5 separate regions of the Mus musculus genome follow, and regions 1, 2, 3 and 4 are each linked to region 5. The links are chromatin loops, found by intact Hi-C in ENCODE. Cell type or tissue: heart. All regions are shown on one strand. Each heading gives the region's core, and the rest is flanking DNA. Links, peaks and the distances in the headings are about the cores only. Region 1 holds the start of Sart1 (squamous cell carcinoma antigen recognized by T cells 1). Region 2 holds the start of Drap1 (Dr1 associated protein 1 (negative cofactor 2 alpha)). Region 3 has its middle 8.3 kb from the start of AI837181. Region 4 holds the start of Banf1 (BAF nuclear assembly factor 1). Region 5 holds the start of Mus81 (MUS81 structure-specific endonuclease subunit).

The links. Peaks named below come from ENCODE experiments on the same cell type or tissue, not always from the same donor. Only the 100,000 strongest peaks of a DNase experiment are listed, where the experiment ranks them.
Region 1: it touches region 5 in a loop (6-fold over the local background); 4 of 42 quality-filtered maps call a loop at or near these places.
Region 2: it touches region 5 in a loop (9-fold over the local background); 13 of 42 quality-filtered maps call a loop at or near these places.
Region 3: a loop joins it to region 5, with 6 times the contacts of the local background. A loop is called at or near these places in 13 of 42 quality-filtered maps.
Region 4: a loop joins it to region 5, with 5 times the contacts of the local background. A loop is called at or near these places in 6 of 42 quality-filtered maps.

The regions. Positions count from the first base shown.
Region 1 is chr19:5,385,952-5,391,785 of GRCm38, forward strand. It overlaps Sart1 (squamous cell carcinoma antigen recognized by T cells 1), which reads right to left and starts at 2,752. Exons shown (of 20, transcript NM_016882.3): 1 at 2,364-2,752. The coding sequence starts at 2,676. Tsga10ip (testis specific 10 interacting protein) reads right to left here. Exons shown (of 8, transcript NM_001373978.1): 6 at 4,963-5,062; 7 at 4,658-4,776; 8 at 4,096-4,246. The coding sequence ends at 4,111. It overlaps D330050I16Rik (RIKEN cDNA D330050I16 gene), which reads left to right and starts at 2,385. Exons shown (of 1, transcript NR_033224.1): 1 at 2,385-4,118. In heart, for the core only: no CTCF peak of the experiment used is centred there; DNase peaks (open chromatin) are centred at 2,830 and 3,990; H3K4me3 peaks cover 3,698 bases; H3K27ac peaks cover 2,895 bases.
Region 2 is chr19:5,422,814-5,428,647 of GRCm38, forward strand. Drap1 (Dr1 associated protein 1 (negative cofactor 2 alpha)) reads right to left here and starts at 2,166. Exons shown (of 7, transcript NM_024176.2): 1 at 1,860-2,166; 2 at 1,548-1,620; 3 at 1,369-1,462; 4 at 959-1,078; 5 at 747-840; 6 at 518-606; 7 at 1-212. The coding sequence starts at 1,901. The coding sequence ends at 107. AI837181 (expressed sequence AI837181) reads left to right here and starts at 2,331. Exons shown (of 2, transcript NM_134149.2): 1 at 2,331-2,495; 2 at 3,138-4,504. The coding sequence starts at 2,356. The coding sequence ends at 3,894. It overlaps 4930481A15Rik (RIKEN cDNA 4930481A15 gene), which reads left to right. Exons shown (of 4, transcript NR_027938.2): 4 at 1-34. In heart, for the core only: no CTCF peak of the experiment used is centred there; DNase peaks (open chromatin) are centred at 1,418, 1,638, 2,188, 3,328 and 4 weaker places; H3K4me3 peaks cover 3,694 bases; H3K27ac peaks cover 2,751 bases.
Region 3 is chr19:5,430,533-5,436,366 of GRCm38, forward strand. It overlaps the pseudogene Gm25432. Among named protein-coding and RNA genes, the nearest start is that of AI837181, 8.3 kb to the left of the region's middle. In heart, for the core only: a CTCF peak has its summit at 2,596 (motif pointing right); DNase peaks (open chromatin) are centred at 1,579, 2,529 and 3,059; H3K4me3 peaks cover 1,422 bases; H3K27ac peaks cover 1,988 bases.
Region 4 is chr19:5,363,132-5,368,965 of GRCm38, forward strand. Banf1 (BAF nuclear assembly factor 1) reads right to left here and starts at 3,745. Exons shown (of 3, transcript NM_011793.3): 1 at 3,437-3,745; 2 at 2,687-2,825; 3 at 1,502-2,027. The coding sequence starts at 2,809. The coding sequence ends at 1,881. It overlaps Eif1ad (eukaryotic translation initiation factor 1A domain containing), which reads left to right and starts at 3,682. Exons shown (of 6, transcript NM_027236.2): 1 at 3,682-4,079; 2 at 4,927-5,145; 3 at 5,291-5,399; 4 at 5,486-5,594; 5 at 5,764-5,811. The coding sequence starts at 5,059. In heart, for the core only: CTCF peaks have their summits at 3,334 and 4,543 (motif pointing right); DNase peaks (open chromatin) are centred at 2,658 and 3,540; H3K4me3 peaks cover 2,853 bases; H3K27ac peaks cover 2,218 bases.
Region 5 is chr19:5,485,041-5,490,874 of GRCm38, forward strand. It overlaps Mus81 (MUS81 structure-specific endonuclease subunit), which reads right to left and starts at 3,339. Exons shown (of 16, transcript NM_027877.4): 1 at 2,948-3,339; 2 at 2,722-2,851; 3 at 1,985-2,067; 4 at 1,447-1,548; 5 at 1,240-1,308; 6 at 989-1,074; 7 at 448-585; 8 at 218-313; 9 at 1-120. The coding sequence starts at 3,082. Cfl1 (cofilin 1, non-muscle) reads left to right here and starts at 5,415. Exons shown (of 4, transcript NM_007687.5): 1 at 5,415-5,562. The coding sequence starts at 5,560. In heart, for the core only: CTCF peaks have their summits at 2,974 (motif pointing left) and 3,448; DNase peaks (open chromatin) are centred at 1,361, 3,331, 4,131, 5,411 and 2 weaker places; H3K4me3 peaks cover 3,213 bases; H3K27ac peaks cover 4,372 bases.

The DNA of each region.
Region 1 (5,834 bases), core at 221-5,220, 99 kb before region 5:
GACAAGGGCCCCTCACCAGCACCTGGGTAAAGGACAGGAGCTTTTCCCGAGCTCCCTGACAGCTCCTACCCAGGCCCTGGGCTGGCAGGACTGCCTCTTCCAATACCTTCCCTTCTCACCCAACAGCCCAACTTTCTGCATCCCTCACTGTGGCACTCCATATTGTACCTTCAGCCTCCACTGTCCTTTCTGCTCTTGTTATGATAAAATTCTTTTTTTTTTTTTTTTTAATTTTTATTTTTTTTAAATTTATTTATTTTTATTATATGTAAGTACACTGTAGTTGTCTTCAGACACTCCAGAAGAGGGAGTCAGATCTCATTACGGATGGTTGTGAGCCACCATGTGGTTGCTGGGATTTGAACTTCAGACCTTCGGAAGAACAGTCGGGTGCTCTTACCCACTGAGCCATCTCACCAGCCCCGATAAAATTCTATCAAGAATCAAGAGCCGGGCAGTGGGCTGGGCACGCCTTTAATCCCAGCACTTGGGAGGCAGACGCAGGTGGACTTCTGAGTTCGAACCACCATGAAGCCCTGTTCAATTACTAACCAGAGTTAAGGCTCTGCCTTCAACTGCACAGCACTGCTCACCATTTCTGGCCCTTTCTGCCCACAGCAGTGTTCCACGCCCGATGTATACACGTGCCCTTCCCCCAGCCTTGAGCAGGCTACAGTAACGACCCAGACCCAGGTGGAGTCAACTTCCCACAGGAGCAGACTGCCCACTGAGCTCACTTTGCAGCTCAGTCCAGCAGAAACAAATCTGCGGGCTCTCCCTATATAAATGCAGGGCTGACTATTGAACTTTGAGCCGTGCAGAAACGTTTGTCTTGGCTTCATCCTTCTCTCGCACCCAGTCCTTTTCATTTCCAGCCCCCCTTTCAGGGTAACCCAGCTCATCCATGGCTGCTGAACAGGTACATGTACATAAACAAGAACATAAATAAGCAGGCATGCACCCTGGACCTGCTCTACCCATCCCACAAACAGAAGAGAACTTCAACAAACACCATACAGAGGAAGATGCATCAAATTTAGCTCCCCCAACCAGGCCCTACCAGGAGGGCATCTTCTCAAAAATCTCTGCCGTATTCAACCACTGCAGTCACTCTCTTCTTTAACCCAACAGTCCCTTTCTCTGCCTTGGCACCACTCCACTTTCTGTGGGAACTGTCAAGTCCCAAGTCTCCCTTTTTCCAACTAGCAGATTACTTTCAAGAAAATTTCTGATCTGGAGACTGGAGAGATGTCTCAGGGGATAAGAGCACTTGCTGTTCTTACAGAGGACCCAAATTTGGTTCTCAGAATCCATATGGCAACTCACAGCCATCTAATTCAGTTCCAGGGGATCCGATGCCTTCTTCTGACCTCTGCTGGCACGGGCACATGAGGGTAAAATACTCAAATGCATTAACATAAAAACAATCCTTTGTTTAAAAGATTAATGTCCTGTGGTGGATCACACTTCAGCAATGCTCTCTTTGCATAGATCCTATGGGCAGACTGTGGGTTCCTGCCACTGGCTACTATTTATGCTCCTCAACATGTTCCTCTGCCCACAACTGAACTACTGGAATTTAGCAGGTTCTATGCCTGACTCTCGTTCTCATTCCACATGTTCTAAGGCACTTCTTTGGTTTCCTGAATACACACCAGCCCAAAGTCACTCTATCTCACTTAAACTGTAAGGTTTCCCATATACACCAAACATAAAGTTCTCCCAAAACTGTGTCATTCTCCCCTGCCTCAAATCTGCTTCTCTTCTAAACTCAGTTCCAACAGATGACACCTCCATTCACCAGGCCAATCAGACCGAATTCCTATTCAATCTGTCCACTTCTCTCCGGCCCGCTGCATAGAGAAACATGCATACTATTAGCCCTCACCTGGTTGCTTGGACCTCCCTCCCGATCTCTTGATCTCTGGTCCTACGTTTGACAAGCTCTCAACCCACTGATCTTCATAAAATATCATGCAATTCAAGTCACTTGCTTACTCAAATCCTTGGCTCCCTACCATCCTCATAACAAAGCCCAAACTTCTCAACAGGGCTTACAGCGCTGGTTCAGACCCAAGCCTATCTTACTGCTTCATGTCTCCGCTATGAGCTATTGGTCGATTGTCTGTACACGCTCGTCCCACCTCATTCACCCACCCAATGCATTGCTGTGAAGTGCCAGGAAGACAGGGAAGGCAGGAAGACTCCTGTCTTCTTAAAGCTTAACGTGGAGACGTCAACGTTTAACCCCAAACACCCGGAGGACGTCTTTAACCCGAGAGGCAGATGGCCCTCGAGGTCCTCCCGTACCCTCCGTCCTGGGCATCCCAAGACCCTGCCCCGCCCCCGGGCCCCGCCCTCACCGGCCTCGTAGCCGTCATCGCGTTTCTCCCGCTTCACGCGCCGCTCCGAGGGCTCCGCTTGGCTTCGTTCGCGACCGTGCGCGCCGCTGCGGGCCTCGGCTTCCGCCCCACGCCGCCCGCTCCCGCGCTCACTCCCACGCTCCCGGCTCCGCTTCCGTCGTTCGCCGCCGCTGCTGCCGCCGCCGCTGCTCCGGTGCTTGTGTTTCTTATGCTCGCGATGCCGTGGCGGCTGCTCGGTCGTGCCCCCAGTCCCGGCCGCAGCCGTCGTCCCGGCCGCCTCCTTCTCGCCACGGTGCTTCTTTGACGACCCCATGATTATTGCGTCCGCCTGGAGCCGGGCCGCTACCCTAGCCCAGACGACGCGAAATGGGAACGCTTCCGGGTCGCGCGACCGCCCCGTTCCTGTTGCCGGAAACTAAGAGGGGCTGTTTCCGGGGCCTGCCTGGGAACCTCCAAAGGCTCACGGGAGGGACTGATTGAGGGTGCGCGGTCCCGCCTGCCAGCTACTGGTCTCTGCGCACGCGCACCTGTAGAGACTGCGCCGTCCACCCTCTCGCGCCATCTAAGATGGTAGTCGTAGAGCCGTAAGAACTTTAGCATGGTACTGGGTCATCATCTCCGGAGCTAGAAGTTTCCCCTGCCTCCTTCCCCTTCCACTCTGATCGCTTCGTGGTGCTCTGTGCCTCAAGTCTCTCTGTGGGCAGCCCCCTCTCCAGTGACTGTCCAAGCAAGCTCCCTAGTGCCGGGGCTCCATCCAGAGTTGGAAAATACTCTTTCTTTTAGCGAACGCTACCGTCATCCTATGTCCCCTAGACTGATGGATTGGACCGTTTTATTATTATTTTTTAGACAGGGGTTTTCTCTGTCCTGGAACTCACTCTGTAGACCAGGCTGGCCTCGAACTCAGAAATCCGCCTGCCTCTGCCTCCCAGGTGCTGGGATTAAAGGCGTGCGCCACCACCGCCCAGCTGGATTGGACCTTTTTAACTAGGCTTTGGAGTGCTCTTTGAATTTGTGCCTATAAACCTGGTGATACTGAGTGATGGTTTGTTTCTAGTTTTCTTTTTTTGTAAAGGTAGGTCTAGTACTTGTTACTTACCCCTGGCTGTCTTCAAACCCACCACAGTCCCTCTGTCAGCCTCTCGTGTGCATGGCCACTCCAGGCTTGAGTGCAAATTCGGCACATTTGTGCATGTATATGCTTTCCCTCCTTTTTTTGTTTTTCCCGTTCTGTCTAGCCTGTTAACTATGTAGCCCAGGCTGGGATTACATGCTTTTCTCGACTTTTCCTGGGTTTCTGTTTGTTTGATTGTTTGTTTAGTTTGGTTGCTTTGTTTTGGGTTGAGTAAAGGGTTAAGGGTTTAAGTTAAGGGTTCACACACTCCCATCTGATAGTCGTTGCTCCTCTCTGGACTTCCGGTGTAGCACCTCGCTGGTGTGGTTTGGTGTGGGGGATGGGCACCTTTGAAGGTCCACCCCGAGACTGAGCGCCTTCAGAGGCAGGGTCCTGTTCACTAAGATTTCTAGGTCCCCTGGCATGTTGGGGAAAGCATGGCAAAGTCTCAGCGGATTCCTTTCCGGTGCCCCACGCCTCAGTAGAGAGACGGCTTGTTGAGAATGAGGTGTAGCCTGGGTTTCCAGGGCGTGGGGGAAACAGCTCAACCTCTGCCACCCACTTCCGCTACCTATCTCCGACCCACAGCCAACTCCCCTCAGAAGTCTCACACTGTACTTGGCCATAAAGCGTTTAATTTTTCTCTCGGGGACTGTAGTCTGGGTCCAGGGTTGGGGAGGGGCGTCTTCCAGGCTGGCTGCTGGTTGGCTCTGTTTTGGGGGGGCTCTGAGAAGAGGGCTCCATTTCTGCTCTAAGTGATCGGTTGCTCCTTAAAGACACAGATGGAGACCAGTGGGCTCCACAGCACCCTCTTCCATGCCCAGTGCAGCCTTTTACCCTGTGATCTAAATCTAAGTCCTATACTTAGTTGCTGTGTAACCCTGAAAAGTGACACCCCCTCCTGCAGTCTCAGTTGTTTGGGGGTTGGTTTTACTGTGAAGTGAATCTTACAATCCCTTCTCTGTACCAGGTTCCTCACTCTAAGGTGTAAGGGACAGTCTGAAGGGTGACAGAGTGGCACCAGCTGCTTGGCTTATCTTGCTTAGAGTCCTAGACTAGCTTTACTGTGTATTTGTTCCTTTGTCCTCAAGTAAGGTCCTACTCTGGTCTCAGTGGAAGGTGGGGACAATAGCCCTGGGTGACATGGAGAACACTAGGCGGGTACCTTGTCCCCCCTCACCTGTGCTTCCGGGGGGTGCTCTCAGCATTGCCTGCCTCGGCCAGCAGCTGGTCCTCGTCTACCCCCAGTGCTGACAGCACCTGGGAGAAGCGCCGATTTGCAGTGAGTCTGGCGTTGGTCTGATGGGAGAAAAAAAAAAAAAGGTTCCTACCCTTCACCAAGGCTGCTTGGGGTCACCATGGAGCTCCGATTATTAAGAAGGGGGGACAGATAGGACCCTACTCCAACTTTGTTTCACTACACACTTGTCGAAGCAGCTCCGTTGGTGGTGATGGAGGTGGGCCTGCACAGCTGTTAGCCCTCACCTGCATGGCCTGCTGGAACAGGAAGGGCCGGGCCTGCACCCTATGCTGGATACCTTGGAGCTCTGCTTGGTACTCAGCAAAACGCTGTCGCTCCTTGCGCCTGTGAGGGAGACAAGACAGGCCTCTAGGCAGCTGAACATCGCCACTCCCCAGAGTAGAGCCTGCTGGTCTTTTTTGAAGCCTGTCAACATAAAAGTTTCCCCTGACACTCACAACGCCATTACACTCCCACTCCAGCCCTGCATTGCTTGGGTGGGATCACCATTTTACTGCTGGCTCATAAAGGTGGTGGGGACTTAGCCTAGATAGTAGGATTAAGCACCTGTCCCAGGTTTAGGCTATGTACATCCAGGGCTTGCCCACCCTTATGGCTACACCCAAAGGAGGGAACCTGTCCTCCTGGCTTTGACCTCCTGCTTCTACAGCCTCCGTTTGTAAACCTCCCCTTATTCTCCCCCATTGAGGATGCTGTGGGGTGTGTGACCTGGGGAGTCCATTTTTCTTCACTACAGCAGGAGTTAGGCAGCGCTCCTAGGTACCCTGTGCCTTCTCTGTGTAGATAGCTTAGAAGGCGACAGAGGAACCAAGGAATTGCAAATAAAAGAACATCTCCCAAAGCTAGACTAGTGATTAACATTTAAGAAGCTGCGGCAGGAGGATTGCCTGAACTCAAAGCCAACCTGGGCTACAAAGTAAATTATAGGCCAGTCTGGATTAAAGAATGAGACTATAGAAAACAAAGATCTGGACTGCACTAGAGCAAGTTTTCCTGTTTATAAAAATCAGCTTGAGGGTGTGTAGCTGGTTCAGCAGGTGCAGGTGCTTGCCACACTTAGGCTAGCAGGCTGGGTCCAAGCTCCGGCTCCTGGCGT
Region 2 (5,834 bases), core at 270-5,269, 63 kb before region 5:
TTTTTTTTTTTTAATAAATTTAAGAACAATCCCACCTTTCTCCTCTCCCCAAAGCAATTAATACTAACTAGAAGAGAGCATGGCTGGGGTACAGGGGCACAGGGCGCTAGGAGTCATAATCCTCTTCATCCTCTGCATCGGCTGCTGAGGGGCCGGGGGGTGCTGGTGGCAAAGGCAGGGGAGATGTGAAGGGTATGAAGGGAGTTGGAGGGCTGCGACAAAATGGAGAAAATCAGGCTTGCCACTATGCTGTGCCCAGCCCACAGGCCCCACCCCCTCCTCCAGAGGCAGAGGCAGATGTGGTCGTCCCCCCAGGAGGGAAGGTGCCAGAGAGGACCACTCTTTAGACTGTCTCCCTGACTACCGTGGAGACAAGACCTTCTCAGAACAATGTCTTGTGTCTAATGTCCCCTCCCATTCCCTAAGTCAGCCGCCACCATCAAGTGGCCAGGGAAGCAAACCTAACTGGCTATGGGGAGTTTGGCGTGCCCCTTTCTGGTGCTCCTGGGGTGCTCACCTCTGAAAGTGGGCAGGAGGGTGACTGGCTTGGGGTGGAAGCTGTGGTGTCTCTTCTTCCCCATCAGTATCTGTATCCTCAGACTCATCCTGAGAGCACGGAAGGGGTCAGGGTTAATGAGAGGGCCCGGGCCCATCTCTGGGGAGCCCAGACCCTGGGAGAGGAATGGAGATGGAGGAACAAGAGGCAGCAGACAAGGCTGAGGCCATCACCCATCAGCCTCACTCACCTCCTGCTCAGAGTCTGTCCCGGACAGCTTCTTGTCTTTGCCTTTGCTTCCCGTGCCTCCGTTCTTCCTGCCGCTGCTGCCCGGTTTCCGGCCCCTTCGGGAAGGTACAGTCCATCTGCACGAGGACTCTCTCCTCCTGGTTCATCCCCCAGCCACCCCCAACCTTGTGGCCTTGGCCTTCCCCACCTGTATACCGGGTCTTGGCTACCCACCTTCGAGGACCCTTGTCCCCATCCACGTGGTTGTCCTCCCCATCCCCCTGCATGTCAGGCACTGATGCCACCAAGTCTTTCAAGAAGTCAAACTGCTGCTCGAGTTCAATGCACTGCTTCCTAAAGAAGTGGGAAAGGAAGGGGTTCAAATGGGGCCCCCAAAACACTTAGGGAAGGATACAAACAACTTCTTCGTGTCAGTACAGTGGAACGTTAAAAACACCCCTACTTCCACCAGGCCTCCTGGGAGGGCCGGTGGCTCGGATCTGGTTGTATTCCCTGCACCTGAAACACCTAATCTCTCCTGCATCAGTCCAAATCCACAAAGCTGGCCTCCCTGGGCCTTGCACCACTCCCCCTGTCGGAACTCTGCCTCCTCAAAAGCCCCTCCCAGCTCGGCGGCCACTCACAGGTGGGACGTGGTCATGGTTTTGGCATTTCGAGACTGGGTCACCTGGCAAGCCTTCTTCAACAGGGACTCCAGGAAGAGCTCAAGGGCCCGGGCTGAAGACGTCAAGGAGAATCCAAAAAGGGGAGTGCCGCAGTCCCGCCCCACGCCCCTCAGCCCAACCGGCCCCTAGTAGGATACAGATGATGACAGGCACAGCTGCCGCCACCTTCCCAATCTCTTCGTCCGTCTGCATGATCTTTTTGATCCGCGCCTGCCGAAAGGAAGAGGACAGAGCTCGTCTCTTGCGTCCCTAACACGGGGGACAGAGGGAACCGGGGGTATCCCGGGAGAAGGAGAAGAGGGCGGGGGGCGCTAAGTCAGGAGGGCATGGAAGGGGCGGGGCGTCAGGCCGTGAACACCTAAAGGCACCCGCCCCCCCCACCAGCAGGACCTGGGCCCAAGCCTCCCGGGAGCCCTGCCTGCCGGGGCCCATCCGGGCCACGTGCTCACCGGCGGAAACCGCGCGTTATACTTCTTCTTCTTGCTTGGCATCTCGGGGCCTCTCGTTGCGCCGGGCCCAGCGCCGCCGCCCGCAGCCTCCCGGCCCCGGGCCTGTCCGCCGCCGGCCCGCCGCGGTCCCCCCCCCCACCCTCCCCGGGTCCTGGTGCCGTTTACTCCGCCTACACCACTTCCCGCAGGGTCCTAGTGCCGCCCGTAGACAAGCAGCTCCCCAAACTCGAGCGCTGGGCTTCGGATCCTCTGGGGCGGTGCGCGTCCTTCCCCGGGCTCGCCCGCCACGCCCACCCGCCCCCCAAGCTAAAGTACGAACGTTAGCTCCGCCTCCCGAAGACCTGCACCTCCCGGGATTCTCGCGCCGGCTCCGCCCCTGGACGCTGCCCGCCCCTTCCCCTGGAGCCCCCGCCCCTAGCCTTCTGGTTCCGCCTCTGGCCCCGCCCCGTGACTGTGTTTGTCTATAAAGTTGTTGTTGAGGTGGCGGGACCCTAAGATGGCGGCGGCGGCGGCGGCCGTGGCAGGGGCGGGGCGCGGCGGGGGTGGCGGCGGCGGCGGCGGCGGCGCAGCAGATCCCGGGCAGGAACGGAGCCGGGCCCGAAGTTGGGTTGGCGCGGAACGGAGTGAAGGCCGGAGGTGACTGCGGGGTGGCGAGAGGGACGGCAACCCTTAAGCTGTGGGCACTAATGGCGGCGGATGTGGTAGGGCTGGAGCCTGGTCCTCGCGCAGGCCTGGTCCTATCTGGTTCGAGTCTGGATGGTACCCATTGACCCCCTGATGGGCCGCTGCCCTCTCTGGGGCTCAGAGCCTCGGTGTTTCACGGTGCCCCCAATCGTTCACCGGGGGAGGCCTGGCCCTCTACAGCCATCCTCTGAGGTTGGCGACCCTGCGTTTTGCCTACGTCCATTATATTGCAGCGCCGCGCTACCTTGCAGGACTCTAGTCCGGTGGTGTAGCCGAGCCCCGTGCCAGTTCACACTTAAGCTCTGGCGCTCTTTACGGGCATGACCTTGGGCAAGCCCCTTTTCTTAAGAGTTTCAATTTCCTTGTTTGTAAGCAGTGAAAGTAGTACTAACTATAGCTACTCCACCTCAGGCGTCTTATTCTGGAGACAAATCTAGACAGGATCAGTTGTTACCCATTGTGAAGATGAAGCAACTGAGGCACAGACATTATGTCTTGCCCAGGGCCACAGTTTACTGCAGTGCCTGGCACCCTCCAGGACCCAGCACTTTTTATTTACTGTCTCAAACCTCTGACTCAGTTCCCTCACAACAGGATGGAACCAAATGAGGAGCTGGAAGAGGAAGACTCTCCAGGTGGCCGGGAGGATGGCTTCACTGCTGAGCACCTGGCTGCAGAGGCCATGGCAGCCGATATGGACCCCTGGCTGGTATTTGATGCCCGTACCACACCTGCCACAGAGCTGGATGCCTGGTTGGCCAAGTACCCACCATCTCAAGTTACTCGCTATGGGGACCCAGGTTCACCCAACTCTGAACCTGTGGGCTGGATTGCAGCCTATGGGCAGGGTTACACCCCCAACTCAGGGGATGTACAAGGGCTGCAGGCGGCCTGGGAGGCTCTGCAGACCAGTGGGCGACCCATCACACCAGGTACCCTGCGCCAGCTGGCCATCACCCACCATGTGCTCTCCGGCAAGTGGCTGATTCACCTGTCACCTGGCTTCAAGCTGGACCACGCCTGGGCTGGCATTGCCCGGGCTGTAGTTGAGGGCCGTCTCCAGGTGGCCAAGGTGAGCCCACGGGCCAAAGAGGGTGGGCGCCAGGTCATCTGTGTTTACACGGACGACTTCACGGACCGCTTGGGTGTGCTGGAAGCAGATTCTGCCATTCGTGCTGCAGGCATTAAGTGCTTGCTCACTTACAAACCTGATGTCTACACCTACCTGGGCATCTACCGAGCCAACCGCTGGCACCTTTGCCCCACTCTCTATGAGAGCCGTTTCCAGCTTGGAGGCAATACCCGTGGCTCTCGAGTGCTGGACCGTGCCAACAATGTAGAACTGACCTAATGGGGCCGAGCAGGAGAGACCACCTTTTGCTTGGATCCTTCCTTCTTCTCTTCCTTGTCCCAAGAAGGCTGAGCTCCTTAGCCCTGAGGACTCATTGGCGTGGGAACTGCCTGCACTCAGTCCCTTTGCACTTCTGCTCTCTTTGTGCAGGGCCAACTCCCACCCTCACAGGTTGGGGGCTCTGGCTCTTGGAGGGCGGGGCCCTCGGCGGCCCTCTTTGATGCTGCTCCCCACCACTGCCCAGGACCACAGCTTGGGTGCAGAGACTCGAGGAAGTCTGTCCTGGCCACCTCTGTCCCCACTATACTTAGCCTGCATTCTTCCTTTTCTTTCCTCCCTCAGAAGGGAGAAAACTTAGTGCTTCCAGCCCCTGCCCTTGGCGCCATCATAGTCCAGGTGGCCGGGCCCTTCCAGGACTAAGCATGCTATTGGGACCTGTACATGTTCTGGCCAAGAGGAGACGCAGGGTCATGGACATGGGGTCTGCTCCTCCCTGCAAACTCATAGCCTGCATCACCACCACCCCTTCCCTGGCTACCTTGACATGTGCCTGCTCCTGACATTTCAATAAAACCCAGCTCGGGTCTGTGTCTTGAGTGTTTTTTACAAACACTGTCCTGATGGTTATCTGTGTTGGCTCTCGAGGAAAGATGGGGCCGGAAGAGACAGCTCCAGCCTGAGTGGGCCGCCTTCTCCTCCTCCCTCAGTGGTGAAAGTAGTGTGCTGCTGTGCGGAGGCCAGGCACCATCGCTGAGAACCTCTTCAGAGCTGTTCCCCTCTGTAACCATGGATCAAAATCAGTTTTTTAAGTCTTTCCAGAAAGGCCCAAGGCCTTTTTTGGTATATTCTTTTGGTCCCAAGGTATATTTGTTTTACATTTTATTTTATTAAGAAAGAGTCTCTCTCCCAGCACTTGGGAGGCAGAGGCAGGCGGGTTTCTGAGTTCGAGGCCAGCCTGGTCTACAAAGTGAGTTCCAGGACAGCCAGGGCTACACAGAGAAACCCTGTCTCGAAAAGACAAAAAAAAAAAAAAAAAAAAAAAAAAAAGTCTCTCGATGTAGCCTTGACTGGCCTAGAACTTACTATGTACCTTAGGTTGGCCAGTAACTCTGGGAAATGCATTTGTGTTTGCCTCCCAAAGTTCTGGATTTAAAATCCTGCACCACCATCTCCAGCTTTTAGGTTTTTAAAAATTTCTGTTCATAGTGGTACATGCCTTCCATCCCAGCACTTGGGATGCAGTGGCTGTTGGATCTTTGTAAGTTCAAGGTTAGCCTGTTTAACAAGGTGAGTTTCAGGGCAGCCAGAGCTACCTACATAAAAGTGAGACCCTGTCTCAAAAACATTCATAGCCTTTGGTCTCAGTACTTGTGAGACAGTTGGATCTCTGAGTTCTAGGTTAGTCTGGACTATACAGTGAGATCCTGTCTCAAAAGAGAGATGGGGTTGGGGCAAGGAGGCTGATGATATGGTTCAGCAGTTAAGAGCATTAATTATTCTTCCAGAGGACCTTTAGTTTGGTTCCCAGAATTCACATGGTGGTGATTAGTAACAGCCTGTGACTCCAGTTCCAGGGGATAAAATGACCTCTTCTGGCCTCTGTAAGAACTGCACACATGCTGCTCTGACATGCATACAGGCAAAACTCCCATACATGGAAAAAAATCTTTACAAAGTATTGAAAACAATAAAATATAAAATGACTTTTCAGGGGGCGGGTACCGAGTCTGCTTGCCTCACATGTTTGGAGAAGTGGGTTTCCCTCATATGGCTCCCAAGGATCCGGCTCAGGTCAGGCAAACACCTTTGTCATCTGAGCCATCTCAGTTGCTCAGGCTTTTTTGTCTTGTTTTATCTTTTGAGACGGTTTCTCTCTGTAGCCCTGCTGTCTTGGAACTGTAGACCAGGCCAGCCTGGAACTCAAGAGATTTGCCTGCTTG
Region 3 (5,834 bases), core at 506-5,505, 55 kb before region 5:
TTGACCAGGTCCCCAACAGCTGTCTCAGCTGTCCTTAGGCACAGCTTCCTTATCTCTGCACTCAACTGAAGCCAACTGGCACATCCTTTACCACCTTGGCATGGAGCCTGGGGCCTCAGGCCTTCTTTGTTCTTAAACACCTGCTGTGTGGTACCCATCACAGAATCAGCGGTTACTTGGCAATCACTTGGTTGATAGTTGTCTCCTGCTGGTCCCCAAACCACAGACCCAGACTGTCCTCTACTAAGGCTGAGTGATGTCTACATTTCATCTCCCAGTCCAGAATAACTTCTTCAGAGATCATGAAGTAAAAGACTTGCATCAGATCTAGGTATTGTGAGTTCCACCTGTTTGATCTCTCCGCTTTATCTTTATCTTTGCTCTAGAACACGGCTTTCCTGCCCACGTTCTACCCTTTCCCACTTTGATGCCTCTGTTGATGGGTAACCTCTGTTGGCATGCCTGACATCACCACTGCTAGCTTATGGCACATCTCAGACCCACTAGCTTTCTAACCGTGTGGCTCTCCTACGTGTGGCTTTCAATCTATATGTCTAGGGACTCTCAAGGACAATGACTAGTTTATCCTCAGGGCACCTTCAGCATCCAGATCAGAGTCAAGCCTGGTGCAAGCACCAAATAACATTCTTGAATCCAGAGGGATTGTATGAAAACCATACATTATCTAAGCTCCATTTAGTTCTTTTATTTTTAAATGATTTTATGTGGTGGACGTTGTTCCTGTGCGTCTGTCTGTGTGCCTCGTGTGTTCTTTGTGTCCAGGGAAGCCAGAAGAGGATGTTGGATTCCCTGACACTAGAGTTACAGATGGTTTTGATCTACCGTGTGGATGTTTGGAATGACACTTGCGTCCTCTGCCACAGCCAGTGCTTGACTCGTGTGTGCCCCCTCTGCAGCCTCGAGCTCTGGCATTCTTGCCATTTTTGCAGAAAGGGAAACTGAGTCCCAGAGAATTCCAGTTCATTGTCTCAAGGCTGCAGAGCAAGCATATGGCAGAGCCAAGACTTGAACTCATTCAACTCCAGAGCAGCTGCTACATGCTTAAGTCTTGCTACTGAACGTGCTCTTGAGGCAGAGGTGCTGCAAAGAGAACTAGTGCCCTGCAGGGACATAGGGTTAACTTGTGAAGTACACAAGGTAGCTTCTCGGACTCACATGGGAGACAAGCAGAGCCCAAACACAGATTCCTCCAACACTGATCAAGAAGCTGAGTGCAGCCTGTCTGGAAAGGAAGAGTCTCTCCAGCCTACAGGGAGGACTGCTCCTCTGACAAGCTAAGGGTTTCCCCGAAACCTGGGCTAGCAGGGCTTCTCTTGCTTAGCCAGTTCCTGCCTACATGGAAGTATGGAAACACTGGGTTGTGTAGGAGCTGGCCAAACTTAGACAAACCCCTGTGTCTGCTCCATTAGTAAAACTGAGAGAGGTCTGACAGAGGCCTGAGAGACAGACATACCCTGCCATGCCTTCCTAGTACACTGCAAACCTCAAGCCCCTGGAACAAGGGGGTGTTCTGGGAAGGAGAGACTCTATTTGACCCCCAACTCCAGCTAGGACCTGGGGCAGAATCCGGGAGTACAGGGCACAGCTGGATTGGGAGATGCTTCCACCAAAGCTTTGGCACGATTTGGGGGATTTTCCTAGTAGGCCAGCTGCACCCCGCTCTTGCTGACTGGGAGGGGCCTTGGCAGGAATGAAGATTGGGTCACAGGGCTGATTCACTGAGGAGGGAAACTCCCCACTTCTGTGACGTACATGCCCTAGGCACTGAAGGGTAAAGCTAAGGGCACTAGTCTGAGAAACACTTCACCTGGTTTTTCTTTGGCCAGTGGCCTCCTAGGAGGGGATAGTATACCTGAGTTAGGCAGAAGGATGAGAGGGCAGGGAGCAGGTTTGTGGGGACAGCTTTTCAAGAAAGGAAACTAGAGATTGCAACTGGAATGAAGTCTGGACAGGACAGCTCAGGTATCCTTTCTTGTCTATTTTATGAACGAAACAAGCAAGGCTCATCGTAAGAGCAAACACTTATACAGGCCTGCTCTGCACAGGCAAACACTGGGTACCTTATATTCCTTAGCTCTCTCCACCCCACACAGCACTCCTTTTATTGATGAAAAATGAGATTAAAAGATGCTAAGATGGTCAAAGTGGAGTCAGGCACCCGAGAGGCTGAGGCAGAAAGGTTAGGAGTTCAAATTCAACTTCAGTTACACAGCAGTGTGAGGCCAGTCTAGGCCACATGATATCCTGTCTCAAAACAAACAAGAAAGTAAAAACTGGACAGAGCCAAGACTACAGATGCTCTAGTGGCCTGCCCAGCTCCTAAGGATGCCTCCTACATCAGGGCATCAGGGCATTCTGTCTCTGGTCCCCCAGCAATCCTAGCTCGCAGAGGCAGAAGCCTCTTTAAGATTAAGTCTGATTGGTTTCTACCATTGGGCCCAGCTATGCCTGTCAGGCACCCTGGAGGATAGCCAAGTCCCATACCAGGCCTCCTCTGCGGCTCCTGAAGGGAGAGAAAACTGGCTGCCACAATAAAATAAAATAAAATAAGTCAGCCAAACGTTCAGAGGCCAGGAGAGGGCAGTGAAGTTCCTGCCAGAACCTCTCCAGAGTTTTGACTTTTGACCAAACAAGCTTCCCTTTCCTGTGTTGACGCTCACCTCTTGCATCGTGTGCATATATGCACATAGACATAGCCCCCCCACACACACACACACACATGCCCAGAAACAGAGATACACACACACGTGCACACACACACACACACACACACACACACACACACACACACACAGACACACACAGACACGCCCAGAAATGTACACACACACAGGGAAAGTCTGGCTCAATTGCCCCAGATGGTCCTGGTCATCTCGGTCTGTAAGTACCCCAGGGGGCCTGACAGCTATGGCTTTTTGAGGTGGGGCAAGCAGCCCCTGCGCAGGCGCAGGCAAGCTTTGCCCCACTTGGCTCTCTTTCAGGCTCCATGACTCACTCCCTTGCCCCCCATGACTCAGTTTACACCAGTGCCTGGAGGTCCTCACAGCTCGGGTGGGGCGCTTTGTGGGTGCAGCCCAGGCCCGCCAGCCTTTCATCCCAGGATAAGCGTCTCATCCCACTCCTGGCCAGAGCAGGAGTTGGCACCGCTGCGATCAGCAGGGCAGGCTCCTGGGAGCCTGGGGACCGGAAGTGTTTATGGGGGAGGGGAGTCCTTGGTCTGGGCTTTTGAAAGAGCTGAAAAACTGCTAGACAAGCTCCAACCCTCCTGGGCTTGGGTTTAAATGGAACAGGACCCACTCAGTGGGTCAGGCTAATTGGACAGAGCCGTTGTGGACACACAGAAGAGGAAATGGGCTACATGGCACCAATCTTATCAGCAAGAGAGAACTCTAACATGTTTCTTGCATTTCTGGGAGTCTCCCTCCGAGCATTATCCATGATTTAACCTGTCTACTCCCCCAAGCAACCCAAAAAGCAGATACAAATGAAAGGACTGAGCCATAGACACCGAAGGAAGTTTGCACCGTGATAAAAGGAGGTTTTGCAAAGAGGGACTAAGCTAAGACATATACACTACCTTAAGGATGGTTGCCAAGGGGGTTTGTATATGCGTTTGCTCTTACAGTGAGCCTCTTAGTTATACACTGGGTAAGAAAGGATATCTGACACATCCTGGCCAGCCTCGCTGACACATCTAGCCAGCTACAGTCTCTTTTCCCTCTCTCGGGAACTGCTCCCACAGCCTGATGCCTCCCTAGCTACGTGGGTTGCAGTGGGACTGAGAGGCCCAGTGTTCACCTCCACCCTTAGATCTCCTGGGTCCAGGAACTCAGTGTGTGATGGGTGAAAAAGAAGGCAGATCTACCACTACACGACTCTATTCCCCAGCTATGAGACCCTTGCTTCTTTCCGCTTCTCCAGGTCATGTGGTTCTGCTCCATCCTCCTTCCACCTCTTCTTCCTCTGCCCTTCTTCCCTTACCATTCCTCCCCTCTCTAAAGCCTCCAGCCACACCTTTCCTTCCACTGCCCAATCACAGTCTTTAGCCTTTATTGACCAGTTAAAGGGCTGGAAGGATGATGGCTCAGTGCTTAAGAGAGCTGGCTGCTCTGCCCAGGGACCTGAGTTCAGTGCCTGGCACACATGTCAAACAGCTCACAGCCACCAGCTCCAGAGGACTCAGCACTGTCTTTCGGCCTCTGCAGAAACACACACACACACACACACAACACACACAACACACACACATAGTGGGGGCAGGGAAAGGGAGCAGAGACGGAGACAGAGACAGAGACAGAGACAAAGAGACAGATCTTCTAAGAGCCAGGAATGATAGATCATGTCTTTAATCCCAACATTCCAAAGGCAGAGGTCACCCTTGTCTTCAAGTTCCAGAATAGCCAGAGATACACAGAGAAACCCTATCTCAAAAAGAAAAGAAAAGAAAATTGTGGGTTGTATTCTGATATTAATTTTGCTTCCTCACAAGGAGCTGCCCCAAAGAGGAGTGGATCACATACTCAAGTGGTTTCATATGAACCTCCTCCCCATTTTAACTGGTCAATAAAGGCTAAAGACTGTGATTGGGCAGTGGAAGGAAAAGGTGGGGCTGGAGGCTTTAGAGAGGAGAGGAATGGTAAGGGAAGAAGGGCAGAGGAAGAAGAGGTGGAAGGAGGATGGAGCAGAACCACATGACCTGGAGAAGCTGAGCGAAGCAAGGGTCTCATAGCTGGGGAATAGAGTCGTGTAGTGGCAGATCTGCCCAATGTAGGCATATAGCTTATAAATATAACGACTTAGTTGTGTGGCTTTTGCACAGGGTCTGTAGTAGGCTAGCCCAGAACTCACTGTGTGGGCTTATTGGTGTTGGATTTTTATTGTAACAGGAAGAAGAAAGAAATAAAGAGAGAGAGAGAGAGGGATGGAGGGAGGGAGAGAGAGAGAGAGAGAGAGGAAGGAAGGAAGGAAGGAAGGAAGGAAGGAAGGAAGGAAGGAAGGAAGGAAGGAAGCATGGGAGAGAGAGAGAGAGAGAGGGTCAGTACACACCGTTGATCCCAGCACTTAGGAGGCAAAGGCAGCCTGATTTCTAAAAGTCCAAGGTTAGCCTGGTCTACCTAAAGAGCTCCAGAGCATCCAAGGCTCCGTTGTAAAGCCCTGTGTCAAAAAGCTAAAAACAGATAAATAGAATGAGTTTGCCAGGTAGCTCAGAGATTAAGAACACTTGCTGTTCTTCCAGAGAACAAAGATTTAGTTCCCAGCACCCAGGTCTGGCAGCCTCTACTGCTTCCTTGGGTACCTATATTCATGTGCTCAAACCCACAGGCACAGGTACAGAACCTATTTTAAAATCAAATAGATTAAAAAAAAAACATTAAAAAGGCAATACTGGCCAGTCCTGGTGTCTGAGTGATTCCCAGGGCCCAGCAAAAGGGGACCGAGTTTCCAGAGCCCTGAAGACAAGGGGTAACACACCAAAATATGGACTCATTTTTCATTCCACCTTCATTGGCCGAGCAGCTGCAAAGAACAAAGGCCGTATCTCCCGATACCTAGCAAACAAATGCAGTATTGCCTCAAGAATTGATTGCTTCTCTGAGGTCCCCACAAGTGTATTTGGGGAAAAACTCCGAGAACAAGTTGAGGAACGGCTGTCTTTCTATGAGACTGGAGAGATCCCACGGAAGAACCTGGATGTCATGAAGGAAGCTGTGGTTCAGAGGAAGCGGCTGCTGAAATCACCAGAAAGCTGGAAAAACAGGAGAAGAAGCGCTTGAAGAAGGAAAAGAAGCGACTGGCTGCACTGGCCCTGGCCT
Region 4 (5,834 bases), core at 291-5,290, 120 kb before region 5:
TGCCCTGACACAATGGAGTGATGGAACTAAAGGCACAAGCAACCATGCCTGGTTTTAGGTGGGTGCTACGGATTTGAACTTGGGTCCTCTTGCCTTCACAGCAAGCGTTTAGTTCCTGAGCCATCCCTGCAGACCGTTTGCTTCAGGAGATGTACTCTCATGCACCCTAGACTGGCCTGGAACTTGCTTCGTAGCTAAGGATGACCTTGAACTTCAGGTCTGCATGCTCATATCTCCCGAATTAGTGAGTCCAGGGACCACCTCAAGCAATGTTCCAATTGGGCCAAGTCCCAGACACTTCCTAGACTGCAGCTCTGATATGAATTCTGGGTGGGGATTTTATTGATAAGAATATCTTTACCCACGCTGTGTTCATCTCATTACTCAGGTTTTAAATTAAGTTTCTAGTTTTTTTAGACACCATCTTTTCTTTTTTCCTTTCCTTTCTTTTCTTTTTTTGAGGTAGGGTTCTCTATGTAGCCTTAACTGCCCTGGAACTCTGTAGACCAGGCTGGTCTCAAACTCACAGAGATCCTCCTGCCTCTGCCTCCCAAGTGCTGGCATTAAAGGCATGCGCCCCCACGAGGCAGAACAGAGAGAGACCACCCTATTAATTAACCTTCCCTTTATCAAATGACCATGAGAATTGTCTCATCTCACACCCAGTCCCGTACTGCCATCCTTACCTTCCTGGAGAGTAAACATGCAGAAAAGCATTTCATTTGTATAATCAAGCCATTGTTCAATGATACTTTCTGTTGAAGGAATGACTATCAAGCAGGAACCATTGTTACACAGCACTGTACCTGCTCCCCACAACCCTCACCGTATGAAGCTCAAAAAGCATAGCATGGGTTACATGACACAGGAACACAGGCTCCCACACACTTTGAGCTCCAGTGGCTAGTTTCTTGAAAGTTCAAGGGCAAATTAGCTTTCTAAGCTCCAAATCTCTTACCATTCCAAAATAAAAAATGTAATAAGTGCTTACAAAGATACTAGTTTCAGGGTTGGCTCACAATATGAGCTTGAAAACAATAGAAGTAGGATTTGGCTTTCAAGTTTAACCATTTCCTTCCTTTTCTATGGTAGCTTGGCAAACAGCAAAAGTCCCACCCATTCATTCTTGCCAGACGCTAAGAGCACATGCTATGATGACTGGCAGGTGACCTCTTACCCACATCCCATCCACCCGCTTCCTGGTACCTTTGACTCCCACTGACTTTCCACCAGGTGCTGCCTAGACTGACTGCTGACATCTGGAAGCCTTCAGCCTACCTGGCTCCCAGGAGAAAAAAGCCAACCCACACTCTCTCCCACAATGTTTAGGAATTGGGACACCCAGGGCACCTGCCCAGAGCCCACATGGCTAGGGTGGCTCCCTCTTGGGAGGGGAAATAGAAGGCACCAGTTTCGGTCTGCACTGATAACGAATGAAGTAGACGTGTTCAGCCCTGGGAATACACAACTCCCCAGCCTATCTGCTCTCTGACACAGAACACCAAGTATGAAGGCCACTGATTTTATTAATTTAAAAATCTTTTATAAGGACAGTGACTGTTTTTGCCAAAAAAAGGAAAGGAGCCAAAGGGCATCCAACAGATAGTGAGGGAGAAGGGGGCCAGGAATCCATTCAGGAAAGTTGGTAACTGCTGCCACGGAACTGCAGGGGGAGGTGGAAGGGAAAGGCATGCAAGGGAAACGATCCCAGAAAGATTGAAACGCTGAGGGGAGAGAACTCCCCATAGACCCTGGAGTACATAGGAGGTGAGGGTGACAACAGCCATCTTTTCCTTTATGGAGGACAGGGAGGAGCCCTGCCCTGCTGCAGACTCTGGAAACTGTGCTGTGGCTGGGGTATGAGGGATCCCCAGAGAACACTACAAGAAGGCATCACACCATTCTCGAAGGCACCCAAAGCAGTCCCGGGACTGCTTGGCATTGGCACCACATGTATCCTTCAGCCATTCTCGGAAGAGGTCTTCATCTTTCTTTAGCACCAGAAACTGGCCAAGGACCACATAAGCCTGCAGAATAGAAAAGGGCATGTGGCTAAGTGTCTCATGGGCTAAAGCAACAGGACTGTCCACGCTGATACCACTCCGAAGAGGCCAGATCTCTGAAGCTAGGGAGGGTTAGGTGGTAAATACTTCAGAGGGCAAGGCCATTTTTATTTTGATTAAGACAGGGTTTGTTGCCAGGCAGTGGTGGCGCACGACTTTAATCCCAGCACTTGGGAGGCAGAGACAGGCGGATTTCTGAGTTCGAGGCCAGCCTGGTCTACAGAGTGAGTTCCAGGACAGCCAGGGCTACACAGAGAAACCCTGTCTCGAAAAAAAAAAAAAAAGAAAGACAGGGTTTGTTCCTTTGTTGTCAGGGCTGGCATTAAATCCCACGGGAATCCTCTTAGCTCAACTTCCCAAGTGTTAGGGTCATAAGCACAATCCACTATGCCTAGTTTCATTTTCGTGATATTTAAAACACACAAAAGGGCAGGGGACAGTGAGCCACACCTTTAATCCTAGCACTGAGAAGCCCTGTCTCAACAAAACACAAAAATGAAGGAGGCACCATGCCTCCCCAGGTACCCCCCAAACATGTGTGGGCCTCACTCCCAATCTGCGTGGTACCACCTGTTGCCAACCTTCGCTCCTACCCCTCCCTGGCATTTGCAGCCCCCCCACACCTTGTCAAAGCCCCTTTCCTCCAGCCTCTTGCTCAGGACGTCACCAATCCCGGCCAGGCTCCCCACTGGCTTTTCCCCCATGGGCTCTGCCACGAAGTCTCGGTGCTTTTGGGAGGTTGTCATCGTGATCAGGCTTAACCTGGGAATCCCCCCCGCCAAAAAAAAAAAAAAAAAAAAAAGAAAAGTAGGTTAGGGCTGAAGACCACAAGTCCCAAGGGCAATATCCTACCACAGCTACTGTGGCTGCTCCCTTGAGTCCCCCCAACCCATCCCCGGCTATTCGGAAATTTCCACTTTCCGTGGGTCCTGGTTTTGGGTATATTGGATATATCAGCTTGCACTAGCTGGTGGCGCACCTAAGGCAACAGAGCGACTCCCAGACTCAGTAGTCAAGGTCCGCCCTGAAGCCCTCACAGCCCGCGACCCTGGCTACACAGACACTGACCCCGTTGGGAACTAACACGTGGTAGGAACAGCACGCGGCTCTCGCCAGCCTCGCCGCCCTCACTCGGGCTGCCGGCCTCTTCCACGCCTCTCAGGTCCCGCAGGCCCCGCCCTGAGGCCCCGCCCCGCTCCGAGCGCCCCGCCCCCTCCACGCGCCGCCACCCGGACACACCGCGCATCGCCCCTCCCGCAGACTCGGGCTGCCCCGCTGCAAAGGCGCGCCTCCGCGATGGATTCCCCTCCCTCCCGCCTCTGCGCGCCGCCACCGCACGCCAGCCGGAGCACCACTCCGCTTCTCACGCTCACCGGAGGCTCCGGCTCTGGTAACGGCTCCTCGCGCCACTCGGCCGCTCCCGCCCAGACCTCAAGCTACGAGACGGTTCCTCGACTTCCGCTTCCGGGTCGTTTTATGCGCGACCTTCAAAACTAATCCCCAAACTGGGCAGGTCTAGCTACCCGGAGCCATAGAGTTGACGCGCAATCGCCAGCCGCGGCGCCCACGGGGGTCGCTGTTTTCCGGTTCCTCTCAAGAAGCCATCCGGCTTTCGATGGCTTTTGTTTCTCCAGCGGCCCTTCCGGTCTGTGGGATCGAGACCTCCGAGGAGAATGCGTTTTCCTGCCCCGCACTCGGAACTTAGGCTTGCCTCACTTGATGGAGGGAAGAGTTAAAGGGACGGACGAAGAGGGGGCGGGAAATCCGGAGGACCTCTGAGCGCCCCGGAATCGCAATTCCCGGCGCGGTTTCCTCAGGTCTGTCACCTCAGACCGGCAGACGGGAGGGAGGAACAACGGAGGATTGGGGCCGAGCGTCCAGACCGGCGTTACCGTCGGGGCCACCTGCAGGTCACAGTTGTTTGCTCTTTGGTCCCTCGCTGTCGAGGCGCGTCGTGGACGAGCTACTGTCGCCGTCAACCTGGAAAGCGGAGCGTGCTGGTGTGGCGCCGAGCGGGTGAGTTCCGTGGGCAGCTCTCGTGCTGGGCGCCGCGTCGGTCGCTCCGTGCCTGGGATGTGTCGGGAGGCCGTCGTTGTGTGGCTCTCCTGCCTTGGGTGTTGAAGCCTGTGGCGGAACGCAGCTCACCTTAGATTTCGCTCAGAGAGCTTGGCGGGATGACCGATCGGCCTGGGAGGGGGAGGCGTCGCCGTCCTAACAGGACTGAGACGTAGGACTCAGGGCTTGCCCTGTGCTGGGTAGTTTCCGTGATCTCGCCGATTTACTTAGTTTTTCTTTGTTATTGAGAGGGCCGGCCCCGTGCTCCGTGGGTTGGGATTAGTGTTGAGATCGAAGGCTTGAGCCACCCTGACGTCTCAGCTGACACTATAAAACCTGTGTTTCCTGGTTTGGTTTGTTTTTTTTTTAAAGATGTCCCCCATGGGTGGTGTTGTGAGTGCCCTCGGAAGCCAGAAGAGGGCGGTGGATGCCCTTGAATTGGAGTTAAAGGTGGTTGTGAACCATCTGATGTGGGTGCTGGCTCATAGGACATCTCCCTGGCCCTTGAAGGTCCTGCTTGTTTGTTTTTGGTTTACGGTCTCCCTATGTAGACTAGGTTGGCCCAGGACTCAACAAATTTCTGCCTACCTCTCCCTCCCAAGTGCTAAGAATAAAGATATACACCAGCACCTGGCTAAGTCTGTGATTTGTCTTTCAATGATTTCATTCATGTTTTATGTGTATTAGTGTTTTTACCTGCATGTGTGTCTCAAAAGAGGGCGTTGAATCCCCTGTGGCTGGAAACCATACCTGGTTCTCTGCCAGAGCAGCAAGTCCTGCTGTCCCCTAAAGTGCATGTTTTTAACAGGGCGAGGTGGCACTTTTTCGTATAAGGCTGCTTCTCTTGAAAGCAGTCCTGGCTTCTAAGGCTGGCATCCAAATAATTCTGGAAGAAGAACTGACAGTCTGTGCACCCTAACAACCCTGGACAGAAACCAGCATGTCTCAGGCCAGCAAGAGGAAGCATGTGGTGCAGGAGGTGCTGGGGGAGCACATGGTGCCTTCTGACCACCAGCAAATAGTGAAAGTGAGTGCCGCCTGTCTCGGGCTTCCCGTCCTCCTCCCAATGCTCCCATTGCACCGCTGGGTGTGGAAAGGGAAGGCTCAGTGCAGGTCGGAGCATGCTTGATTTAACTGATGAAGTGGCTAGTTCTCGCTTTTTCCTGGACCAGGTCCTCAGGACTCCTGGGAACAATCTGCATGAGGTGGAAACAGCACAGGGGCAGCGCTTCCTGGTGAGCATGCCCTCCAAATACCGCAAGAACATCTGGATCAAGAGAGGTTAGAAGCATCCCTTCACAGTACGGAACCATGGCCTTGACTTCCTTCTCCATAACAGGAGTGGCTTTATCCTTTATCATCTACAGGGGATTTCCTCATTGTTGACCCTATTGAAGAAGGAGAAAAAGTGAAGGCTGAGATCTCTTTTGTGCTCTGCAAGAACCATGTCCGCTCTCTACAGAAGGAGGGTCACTGGTAGGATGGTCTTCCTCAGCCACCCTCTGGCTTCTGGGGAGAGATTATCCTAGCTAGGGAGGGGGAGGGGAAGGAGAAAGTTACGCCGTCCCAGGAGGAACATTTGGAAACAGCTGTTTCACTGAGAGGGTTCTCTCTGCTCTCTAACCTGGCTCTTCTCTTGTCACAGGCCTGAGGCCTTCTCTGAGGTAGCTGAGAAACAGAACAATATGAACAGGTAAGGAGCAAGCCCCCAGCCCA
Region 5 (5,834 bases), core at 589-5,588:
GGGTCTCTGGGCCTGGTCTCCTGTGCCACCCACACAAAGTCTCCAACGTGTAGCTTGCGTACGGTGTGGGGCACACGCAGCCTTTGTAACTCTCGGAGCATTTCTGGCCTGTGTCCTGCCCTGATATTTCAAGAAGGAAGGCCAAGTCAGGGTGAGCCAGCACTCGCCACATTCCAGCATCCTCAAGTCGTTTTTACAGTTTCCCCTATTTCCTTACCCTCTGGTTTCGCCAATGTCCACACACAACAGCACTCTGTACTCGCTAGGCCTTAGCTCCAGTGGTCTCTGCTGGACGGCCCCCTCGGTGGTGCCACTATAATGGAATGGAGGCTATGCATAAGGCCAGAACCTTCAGTGCCAGGGTAGTTCCCCTAAATCCCAGGGGCAACTGGTTCAGCTATTAGTCTCAGGGAGAAAGGTATGGCTGCCCCCATTTCTTTTTCTTACGGTTCTGACAAGGCTTCTGGAACTGCTGAGTCCTCTCCGTGATGTTCCTCTGGCCTAAAGCCAGCGTGCCGAGTGCTCAGGCCTTCCGCCTCGGCCAGCTTCTGAGCCAGCTCCAGACCCTCTGGTGTGAGTGCATACCTGGGAGGTGAGGGACACATGAAGTTCCGTCTTCTTTATCCCTGGCACGCTCTCTTTCTGTCCATTAGGTGAGCCTGGATAGAAGTTCAGTGGCTCTCCATCTCCTCTGTGTCCTTGTCCCTCAGGTCAACTTCCTCAGGACCTCCCTAGTTGTGTCTCAGCTTTGTGATGTGTCTCCCAAGTCCTTCCCCTGTCTTCACTCAGCACCACACCGTCCTCCCTCCCCTCAGAGGATTATACTTTCCAGATCTCCAATATCAGGCTCTTTAGCAGGCAGGCTGGCCATCCCCAGGCTCAGTAGCACCAGGTGTGAGATTTTCTGGGCCATGAGAGAGGCTAAGAATGTCCTAATTCCTGCATGTGTCCCATCCCTGCCTTGTGTGCTCCCTGCTGCTCGCCCAACCTGGCTGGCCGATGCGTTCCAAGGATGAGGTTCCTATGGAGGAGGCTCCGGAGGGCAGGCCAGGGTTTCGAACTTCCAGGCACTACCTGTGAAAGGGATGGAGACCCTCAGAGAGTCCCTAATACTCCAAGCCTACACTTCCCGGGCCCCTAGCCATATGCCACATTTGGATCAGGCTGCATACCAAGGGTGCCTGCCATGGAGGGAGAGCTGCCATGGGATCTACCTGCCCACTCTCAGAAGATGCTCACCCTGGGGGTCTTCTGGGCACACTTCTGCAGCAGCTCCTCTTTGGTTAGGAAGCTGTGGCCATCAGAATTCTGAAACAATGGTTGAAGTGAGCGTAGGTTCAGGTCCAGCGCTCCTCCCCCTGCTATGCGGTGGCCAGTTTGCATGCTGTCCAGGCATATTTCTGTGAGCCTGCTGCTTTGCCCCACCCACGCGCCTGACTTGCTCACCAGGTGCTCCCTGTAGAGTTGCAGCAGGATCTCTCGAGCACCTGAGTTCTGAGCTGGCCAATAGCCAACACTGGTGCTTCCTGCTTGAGGCTGGGTGGGAACCTGAGAGAGACAGAGGGGCTCGCTGAATTCCAATGCCTGTCAGCTGAGGTTTCAGCAGGCCCCATGGGCCTGGCGAGGGAGATGAGGCTACAAGCCCTAGTAAATCTGGAATGTGATGGTGGCCAGAGCAAAAGTTGGGGGTATGGCCCAGGCCCAGGCCCAGCCCCAACCCCTGGAGAACAGTAACATGGTACACGTCCCACAACTTCCTGGGCTGGATCTTTTGGCAGCTCTCTTTGGGAGTCTGACTACCGTGATCCCAATAATCCTACTTAGGATTTAAGGTGGTGCCTCTCAAAGAGGGTAAGAGACTGTCCCAAGCCAATCTCAATCAATAAGAGCTGGATCCAGGGCTGTTCAACCCCTCAAACCAAGAAGTCTACAATCAACGACCCCTCCCCCCATTTAGCTTTCTACTTCCTTTCCCAATCCTCACTGGCATGGAAGAGTCCTGGACTTGCTCAGGTGGCCCTTTGCTGGCTCCCTTCTTTCCAGATGGTGAGCTGGGGGCATGGTCACCTATAGAGATCAGAAGAGAGTTAGTCCTGCACACAGTCTGGCTGCCCGGAGGAGCTTAGATGGAGTTGCTCAGTGTGTGAATTTGAGTGTCATATTTTAAAACGTTTTTGTGTTTTCTTGTATGTGTATGAGTGTTTCACCTGTGAGTATGTCTATGCATCACTTGCATGCAATACTAGAAGAGGTCAGAAGTAGGGGCTGGATTCCCCCGAATTGGGGTTTTGGTTTGGAAGCAGGGGCTCACTGCGTCAAGCCCTGGCTGACCTCAAACTCACAAAGATTCTCTTGCCCCTGCTTCTTCTGGGTGTTGGGATTAAAAGTACAAATCACCATGCCCTACCCATGTCACTTTTTTTTTTTGGAGATAGTCTCAGATAGCCCAGGCTAGCCTCGAACTCACTATGAAATTGAGAATGCTCTTGAACGCCTGAGTCTTCTACCCCCACCTCCTAAATGGTTACAGACTTGTTTCACAATGCCACCAATCTCAGGCGGCTAGCTCTGTTCGTTGAGAACCAGGAGGCTTAGGGAGCATCAACAATCACTAGTCGTGGGTCGAACAGCAACCACGTTGTGAGGGGGTAATTTGAAGCCAGAGTAGACACAGCCTGCACCTAAGAAATTTAGGAGACACCAACTCCCTGAGGTGCTCACCGCCTGATGCTAGGTGCTGCTTCAGCTTTTCGTCCAGCATGCGGCAGAGCCTGTCTCCGAAGTGCTGGAGTATCTTGGCTTCCTTCCCGCTGCGCAATGGTAGCGGGTACCGTTGGAGGGAGCGCAATGCCTGGCGAACACAAGGGAGAAGAGAGCTTATCAAACTAGGATTCACGGATCACCTGACTCTGCCAGAGCACTGTCACCAGAAACAGCTGGGACTCACCTTTTGAAACACGAAACGCGTGTGGCGCCCCCTGCTGGCTGCCTCGTCCCGCCACTCGGTCAGCCAACGAACGAAGAGCGGGTTGGGGCAAACGGGCAGCGGACGCTTCCGGCCCAGGCGGACCGGCTCCGCCATAAGAACTAGACTGGCTCCTTCAGAGTCTCAAAAAACCCCTGAGACTAGGATCGCGACAATTCAGTTGGTATAAGAACACTTGTTTGAGGGTAGGGTCTCTCCAACCTAGCAGGGCACCAGCTCATGGAATGACCTCCTTTCGCCATGTACTATGCAGTAAGAGGCTAGCTCGGTTTGCACGGCCTTTCCTTAGAACCGCCCCCATTCGCCCGCCGGCACCAGCCTTTTGGACAGGCCCCACCCAGGCCATGGAGCTTTGACCCACCCTTTCCTCTCACCCAAAAATTCGAGAGCAGACTCTTTTTTTTTGTGTACTGACTGTTAAAAAGGAGGACAGCGCCCCCTGTGACTGGGAGGGCCGGTGTGGGGGTACACTCAGAAACCTGAACTTGGCTTGCTTCAAGGTCTCATAAGGCTATTTCAGGCTCACTATCGTAGAAGAGGCTGGGAAAAAGAGGGCTTAAGAAAAGTGGAGGAGAGGGACGGACACAAGTCCAAGAATATTTGTGGGAGGGACATCTTAAAGGGGTACAAGGAATGAAATAAAGCTAAGGCAGAAGCAGAAAGATCTCGAAATGTGCCAAGTCGGGGATATTTGTGCACAGAAGACTCAGGCTAGGTGAATGGCGAAGATGTGTATTTAATTCCTCCCTTTCAAGGAGGAATAAGAGGTGTATCCTAGAAGGTGGAGAGTTCGAATGTGGGCACATGGTTGGATCCCGGGGATGCTAGTTAGACACTTCGCTTCTGTGGCTCATTAAAAGTGAAGGAGCCTCAGGGAGGATGAAGGTGGGAACCTTGCTGGGGCAGGGATGTCTCAAGCTGAGGGACACAGGGCTCAATAGAACATAGAGGTCCCTTCAGTGTTTGGAACAACGCACGGTCTTCAGCTGTCACGCTGTCACTCCGGAAGTCGTCGGGAGCCCAATTCGCAGACCCTCTTCTCAGTCTAGCTTTTGTGCACCCGCCTCTTTCCTCAAGCAGCCTTATAAGGAGCCTGCAGCTGGCGCTTGGACTGGGCACGCCCTCTGGAGGCTTATGCCCTAATAAGGACATCTAGGGCATCCCGCGACCAGGGGCGGAAGGAGTGCGTCTCCAGGGTAACTGCGTGGCCCCTCCCCCCGTTGCTCTGGGAAACTGCTAGTCTCGAAAAAGGTGGAGCCAGCCTTCTCCTTAGGAGGGGCCCTTGGGAGAGAAGGGGGTCAAGCTTCGGCCTCCACCTGGAGCTCCAGCAGTGTAGCCCACGGGTGCAGTCACCTGGAGCTCCCGCAGTGTAGCCCACGGGTGCAGTCTGACTACAATCCCCTGACTACAACCCCCGGCATCCTCTGCGTGCTGCCTCGCTCCTGGGGAAGCTCCTCTTTTACACCCTTTATTCAGCTTGGGGAGGTCAAGGGCCCCGGTTTCCTTTGCCTCTGAGTTGTTTGCGACTTTGCCCTTTTTTTCTAAGGCCATGGTCATTGTTTCAGGTCAGAGAAATTCTCCTGGAGTTCCCACCCCAGTTTATTTTAAACTTTTGCTTTCATATAGATTCTCTTCAGTCTTTGTGCTAAAATGATCATAAACCTATCAACTCTGGAATTAAATTGAAGTATTCCTTTTCCTGTATCGTAAAAGAAACATAAAGAAGTTTTTTTTTTGTTTTGTTTTGTTTTGTTTTGTTTTTTGATTTTTCAAGACAGGGTTTCTCTGTGTAGCCCTGGCTGTCCTGGAACTCACTTTGTAGACCAGGCTTGCCTCGCACTCAGAAATCCGCCTGCCTCTGCCTCCCGAGTGCTGGGATTAAAGGTGTGCGCCACCATGCCCGGCCATAAGGAAATTTTTAGTGCACAACTCTTCACCCTTCCCCCATGAATTACGTTTGATCTAACAATTTGCCAAACGTCTTTAGACAACGCCAAAGCTCTCAAACTTTTTATGTTAGCATTTCCTGTTTTTTAAAAAATCCTATTTGTTGAAATTTTACTCCACGGGAGCATTTCTATTGGCTTGAAGACACCGTTATACTTGGCGATTCTCTTTTCTGTGAGAGAGGATCCCAAGCTGATGATTCAAAATCTTTTTTCAGGAACCATAAAGAACAAAAAACCACTTAATTTCTGGGATAAAGAAAGTAGAGAATTATATTCAGGTCATTTTTATCAAACGATGGGCCTCTGGCTCAGAGCGTTTTTTGGTCCATTGCACCAATGGGCTCACTCTCCGTGCAACAGCCCACGCCTCTCGGCCTCCGCCTACTCTGCGCCTCAAGCTCTGCGGAACCCGGTAGCAGCTAGTTCTATTTCGGTGCAAAATCCTCGGACTTCACTTCCCGTCGGCCCGCGCGGCAAGCGCCGGAAGGCCGCCCCGCCCCTCATTGTGCGGCTCCTACTAAACGGAAGGGGCCGGGAGAGGCCGCGTTCAGTCGGATCCCGGCAGCAGCTGCGGCGGCTCAGGTCTTCAGTTGCTCTTTCTGTCTCCCTTTCGTTTCCGGAAACATGGTGAGCATTAGGCCACTGCGCCCGAGGGAAGTGGGTTCGTGATCCGTCGCTTGCGCGCCGGGCGGGGTGGGGGCGGCAGAGAAGCGGTCTTGGTATCCCATCCCCCAGCACCCCGAGCGAGATTAAGGGTCTCATTGAAGGGCAGGCCGCGCGTGCGCGCCTCCGGGCGCTGGGAAGGGCCGATTCGGACGTCGCTCGCGCGCCCCCTGGCTCCTCTCCCCTCCCCCATCCTGCCTTTGCGCCAGCGCGGCCACTGGCCGTGGGGGAGGGGT